Regions from separate parts of the Homo sapiens genome. Here region 1 is linked to region 2. A link is a loop called in an ENCODE intact Hi-C map of the cell type or tissue named here. Cell type or tissue: pancreas. All regions are shown on one strand. Each heading gives the region's core, and the rest is flanking DNA. Links, peaks and the distances in the headings are about the cores only.

The links. Hi-C counts contacts between places; a loop is a spot of excess contacts. Peaks named below come from ENCODE experiments on the same cell type or tissue, not always from the same donor. Only the 100,000 strongest peaks of a DNase experiment are listed, where the experiment ranks them.
Region 1: a loop joins it to region 2, with 5 times the contacts of the local background. A loop is called at or near these places in 5 of 110 quality-filtered maps.

Annotation. Positions count from the first base shown.
Region 1 is chr22:48,616,138-48,619,047 of GRCh38, forward strand. All of the region lies in intron 1 of TAFA5 (TAFA chemokine like family member 5), which reads left to right. Among named protein-coding and RNA genes, the nearest start is that of TAFA5, 130 kb to the left of the region's middle. In pancreas, for the core only: no CTCF peak of the experiment used is centred there; no DNase peak of the experiment used is centred there.
Region 2 is chr22:48,568,567-48,571,476 of GRCh38, forward strand. The region is part of intron 1 of TAFA5 (TAFA chemokine like family member 5); the gene reads left to right. Among named protein-coding and RNA genes, the nearest start is that of TAFA5, 80 kb to the left of the region's middle. In pancreas, for the core only: no CTCF peak of the experiment used is centred there; a DNase peak (open chromatin) is centred at 1,135.

The DNA of each region.
Region 1 (2,910 bases), core at 228-2,727, 48 kb after region 2:
TCACCAGCCCCGGGGCTGCTCAGGAGTGGGGTGGGCTCTCAGCAGGGAGTGAGGGTCCCATCAGCAGTCAGGCAGAGCTGGGGACAGCGCTGCAGGCTTTGAATGGGAAGGTGGAATACATTCATACAGTGTGGCCAATACCGCCGTAACCCCGCCGTGCTGATTTTCTAAAATTCGAGCATTTTCTGGTCGAGGCCTGATGAGCCTGAAGGCCCAAGTGATCGTGTCTTCTGCAGTGGCCCCGAGGGTGCTGCTGGATGAAGTGCACATCGTGAGGCCTGGGAGCATCCCTAATGCATCACCTAATGCATGGGATCAGGTGCAGTCACCTGGGAGCATCTCTAATGCGTCACCCGCCCATGCACTCGGGATGCTCCTGGAGCCTGGCCGCTTGGGACAGGGTCCCAGAGGTCTTCCTCCTGCCTGCAAGTCACAGCACGAGGCAGGAAGGTGGCATTTTGCCTGCGCATGGAAACCAGGGAGTGGCCTCGCTGAGGCCGGATGGGCTGCACTTTGTCCCACCAGATGGGCCACTGAAGCCCAAAACTTCTTCCTGCCTATCCCACCCTCTGTCTAGGGCTGCAGAAAGCCCAGCGAGGTGGGTCAGCAGCGAGATGGTGGGAATAGGGAACAGGGAGTTGCCCAGCTCCGAAGGCTGCGTGGCTCTGGGCTCGGCAGACACCCAGCTGCTTGCAGGTCCGTGGGGACCCCTAGGGGTTTGGTGGGCACGGCTGGGGTGGGAGCGTCTTGTCCGAGAGAGGCCTTCTATGGGTGTCCAGTCTCCTTGGTGGGCCGGTGGACATCTGGATCTGGGCTTCATCCATGGTGAGTTCATTGTTGGGCGAGAAACAAAACCAGGGCTGGGCTGGGAGCGTGGATACCTGTGGTCACTCGGGGGATGCCCTGTGCAGACCCAGCGTGTGGTTGGCTGAACAATGCACTCCCCAAAAGATGTCCGGGTTCTAATCCCTGGAACCTGCGGATGTGTCATTTCGCCAGGCAAGAGGGTCTTGCAGATGTGATTAAGGATCTTGAGATGGGGGCGTGACTGCGGCTTATCCAGGTGGGTCTCACAGGCAGTCACAGGCGTCCTGGGAAGAGGAGGCAAAAGGGGCATGAGGACAAAGCAGAGAGGGGGTGATGTGAGGCAGGGAGCCCAGGGGTGTGGCGGCCTCTGGAATCTGGAAAAGCAAAGGGAACAGATTCTCCCCAGAGACCTTAGAAGAAATCAGTGACACCTTGACTTTAGCCAGTGAAGCTGGGCTCAGACTTCTGGCCCTCAGAGCAGCAAGAGGATAAATGGGTGCTGTTTCGGGGCCTGGTTTGAGGCCATTCGTTACTGCAGCCGTGTGGAGCTCCTGGAAGCATGCAGGCACTCCCGTCCCTGCCTCAGTGGCCCCGGAAGCGCCTCTCGCAGAACCTCGGCACTCACTGTCCTCACTGTCGTCACCTCTCAGGCTGAGTGGCCCATGAAAGAAACTGGGGATGCAGCAGGAGAGAGAATGGCAGAGTCTGTCTCCGCGTCTATCTCCTGGGAACATAAAGCTGCCCCATGCCTGAGGCGGGGGCTGGATGTTCTGGAGCCTGGCTTGGTGCATCCCTGGTGAGATGTCTGCGGTGACACGACCACATGCCTGCTGGGCTGTGTGTTCTGAGAAGACGGAGCAGGGCCCTGGGGTTGAGTCCCCTCTGTACCACCCCCTGCCTGGAGGTGCACAAGCACATATGGGTCCAGCCTGTCCTTACGTGGTGTGCCAGGGTGGGGTCCTGTTCTGAGCACTCTGTTCATGGTAACCTCAGTTGTTACTCTTAAGAGCCCTGCCACATGGGCGCGGTTTTTATGGCCATTTTTTACAAAGGGAAATTCAGGCCACTGGTAAGTGGCACACTGGGATTTGAACCCAGTAAGTGTGGCGCCAGGCTCTGTGTGGACACGGAGGTTAACAGCAGGAAGCACTGGGGTTTCTGATTTTAGAGAGGTTGTTTCTGCACTCTTTCAGGATTGTGGGTGCAGTCGAGCCTGGCCAAGCCGTGGATACCTGGATACTGGAGGGTGGGAGTTGGGGCTCTGGAAGTCTCTACACCTGCCCCAGTCCCCCACAGGCTTAGCAGCGGCACAGAGCCACTGTCCCAGGCTCTCCTGCCTCCCCAGGACCGAACTGCACCGTGGCAGGCCAGGAGCCTGTGCACTGACGCTCGCCTCTGCCAAGCCTTCATATTTACCTTTGTGGGATAGATTGAATTAGAAAAAGGCCATGCGTGCAGTTTTGGAACAAGAGACCTCGTAAATACTTTATTGGAGCAAGCTCAGGATTTACTTGCTCATAAAGTTGCCGGGGATGGCTTTGCCTGGTGTTGGGTAACGGATTGGCGTTGTTTCATATTCATCATCTGTAATCAGGTGGCCTCGTCCGCACCCGCAGCTCCGTCTGGGAAGTCCTGGAGGCAGCGTGCACAGTGGGCCCTTGCTATCTGTAATCGGGTGGCCTTGTCCACGCCCGCAGCTCCGTCTGGGAGGTCCCGGAGGCAGTGTGCACAGCGGGCCCTTGCTGCTCTGCTGGGCAGTATAGCCTCTCCTGGGCCCTGTGGCCACTGGGAGCAGGCAGGTGGCTTTCGTGGCCCATCTGGGATTGAGGATGGCTGTGCTGGGGGTTGCCTCTGAGGCTCTCCTTTCTTCGTGAGGCTGCTTCACACCCATTCTTGTCTCCCCTTGCCTCCTGACACCCTGGGTTCCCCATAGGCCCCCCTCGCCTGCACAGATTTTCACCTAGGCCCTGGGAGGCTGGTGGAGTCCTGGGTTCTAGAAGACCTCAGAGACCCAGGGCAGAGTGAATGTCAGGGGTTGTTAGAAGCAAGGACTGCCCAAGACCCATTGCTGAGGGAAGAAGGAGTGATGAATGAGATGGATAA
Region 2 (2,910 bases), core at 115-2,614:
CAGGAGGAAAAGGAGGAAAGAAAACATTGATTGAGACCAACCGTGTGCAGTGTTCTCTGCCTGCATTTGCTGTAATCCTTGCAGTGGGCGTCAGTGAGGACTCGGGGCACAGGGAGACTAATGACTGGCCAGCGGTCTGGTCACAACGGTGGCTGGAGCTGTGACCAGTGGTCCTCCCCCCACGAAGCCCATTGCTTTTTGCCCCATGCTGCCCCATGAGCCTGGACTGCCAGCCCAGGCTCCCTTCTCCCCATTGCCCTTCTCTAGATCTCCTTCCACTGTCCAGCAGTGCTGAGCACAGCCTCTGGGGCTGGGGTGGGGGACGAGGGCAGATGAGGACAGAGCATCCTTTTGTGCTCACGGCCAGGGATGAGGGCAGACGAGGGCAGAGCATCCTCTTGTGCTCACGGCCAGGGCTATCAGGCACCCTCCATCCTGAACCCACAGCCAGCTCTGAAGGAGGGGCAGGGCCGGGCTGTGAGCAGACTGGTTCAGGCGAACCACAGGAACCCTCACTGGCCGTGGCCTCCTACACAGCCGCCTCCCCTCTCTGGTGCCTGGTTTTGGCCTCTGTGGGATGGGGACAGCTGCCTGGGGTGTGCCAAGTACTGCAGGTGGCCGCAGTTACTCAGAAGAGGGCAATCTCCGGGGAGGACGATGGATGCAGGGCCACGGGCCGTGGATACTCAGACTAAAGCTCTAGAGGAGTGTGAGGTGGGTGCAGTCATGGAAGTTTCTGGAAACTGAAAAACCTGGCCCGGCCCCGACATTTGAAATGACCCTTTGCTTCTCACCATGTGCTTGGCATCGATTCAATAAACCGTGTGTTTGGGGTGTCTCCGGGGGGTCTGGGCGCCTTGCTGTTTTGTGACCTCTGGGATGGCTGGTCTGATAGTGGACTTGGAGGCTGCCAAGGACATGGGGAGTGTGGCCGCTACAATCAAGGCCCACGGGGTGCATAGCATTCCTGTGAGCACCATGGTCCCTCCTCACCAGAGCAACCTCAGCGCTCCCGACCTTGGCTGTGTGCATGGTGCCCGTGGAAGCCACTGTGCGTTGCCATGGGCCCAGTCTGCTGTCGTTGCATTGCTGATCCTGGCTGACACGGGGGCCGGGCTCGTCAAGTGGTCATGGAAGTGCATGCTGACCTGACCCACGTGCATCCCGGGGGGTGGCCTCCCGCAGGCCTTGCTTGGGTTCCGGGTACTGGTGAGGCCCATGGCTGCCTTCCAGGCCTGTCCCCAGCATGCGGCTGGCGTGCCCTCTCACTGTTTCCCAGGCCCAGAAAGAGGCAGGAACTATGGCCTGTCATGCTCTAGTCCTTCTGGGGACTTCTTTGGGCCCTCATGGGCCATGCTGGATTTACCCCAATGTCCTGGCCGCCAGTGCCCCCGCACACATAGCCGCGGTGCCAGAGGCCTCCCTGAGGCTGTGCTCTTCCTGGCCGACATGCTCACGTGCAGATCACCCCTCTTTCTGGCTCAGCCTCACTCCTCTGCTCCCCACACTCCCCTGGCAGGGCCCTCCCATGCTGCATCTGCCCTGCCTTCCGGTCCACACTGGATGGATTCTGCCTATTGGTCAAGGCCAACATCATGACCTCCTCCCTGCCTCGTGGTCTGTGATTGTTAGAGGCACAGGTATGATCATGCCCGCTGAAAACATGGCTGAGGCTGCCTTTATCTTTGCCTATACATATACCACTTCTTCCTTTTCCTCAGAGTACAAAGCATTACATTATATGAATGTAACACAATTTATCTACATTGTTTTTATGAGACAAGGGTATCTCAAATCGCAGAATATACATGACGCATATGGTAAAAAACAAATTACAATGACAAAGGAAAGTTCCAAATGAGAAGCAGGATTTCACCTCCTTCTTCCTGGCATCCAGGCCTTTCCCCAGGGACAAAATGGTTAATAGCTTCTTTCTTACCCAGCCTGGCCCTGATCACGAATACATTTTTAGTTTCAACATGCGTGATGTCAGCAGTGCACACTCAAATTTTACTTCTTAATTCATCACCTCTGGTCAGGACCTCGTCACTTTCCATTTTGAACAGTGAAAAACACGGAGGGCCTACTTTCTCCATTAAAACACTGCCTTCCTCTTTTCATTCCTCTATTATGTATTTAATGGTCAGGGTTTGAGAATTTACATTTCGCTTTCTACTATTAATTTGTGTACATGTTGGTTTTAAAATTTGAATGGAATTAAAGGACATTTATAGTACTATCCCATAAATGTTTATAGCAGAAAGAAGATTTCTGACTAGAACTATGGAGAAAGAGATATACCATTGTAAAGATTTTACCTGTTGGAGATTCTTTCAAGTATGAAGGCCTAATGTATCTTCATACCTATTCTTCACAGTTTTTCTACTTCTAGAGAGTCAAATGTGCTAAATTTTCCTTTATCCCATATCTCCAAGTACATTCCCTTGATTCCTTTCTCTGGTGGAGTGTAACCTAGATCAGCTTTTTCTATAAGGGATGGGACTAGTAAACTGAACTTCTGAATCCCCTCAAATGGTATGCATCGTTGACTGTTTAGCTGGGTATAAAATTCTAGGTCTTCTATCTTTTCCCATCAGAATCTGAAGTCACTGCTCCACTGTCTTTGAGAAGCCAGTGTTTCTAAAGCAAAATTCAGTATCAGCTCATTTCTTTCCTCAGAACATTTTTTTGTTGTTGTTGTTTGCTTTTTTTTTTTTTTTTTTTTTTGAGACAAAGTCTCGCTCTGTTGCCAGGCTGGAGTGCAGTAGAACAATCTCGGCTCACTGCAACCTCTGCCTCCTGGGTTCAAGTGATTCTCCTGCCTCAGCATCTGGAGTACCTGGGATTACAGGCACCCACTACCACGCCCAGCTAATTTTTGTATTTTTAGTAGAGATGGGGTTTCACCAT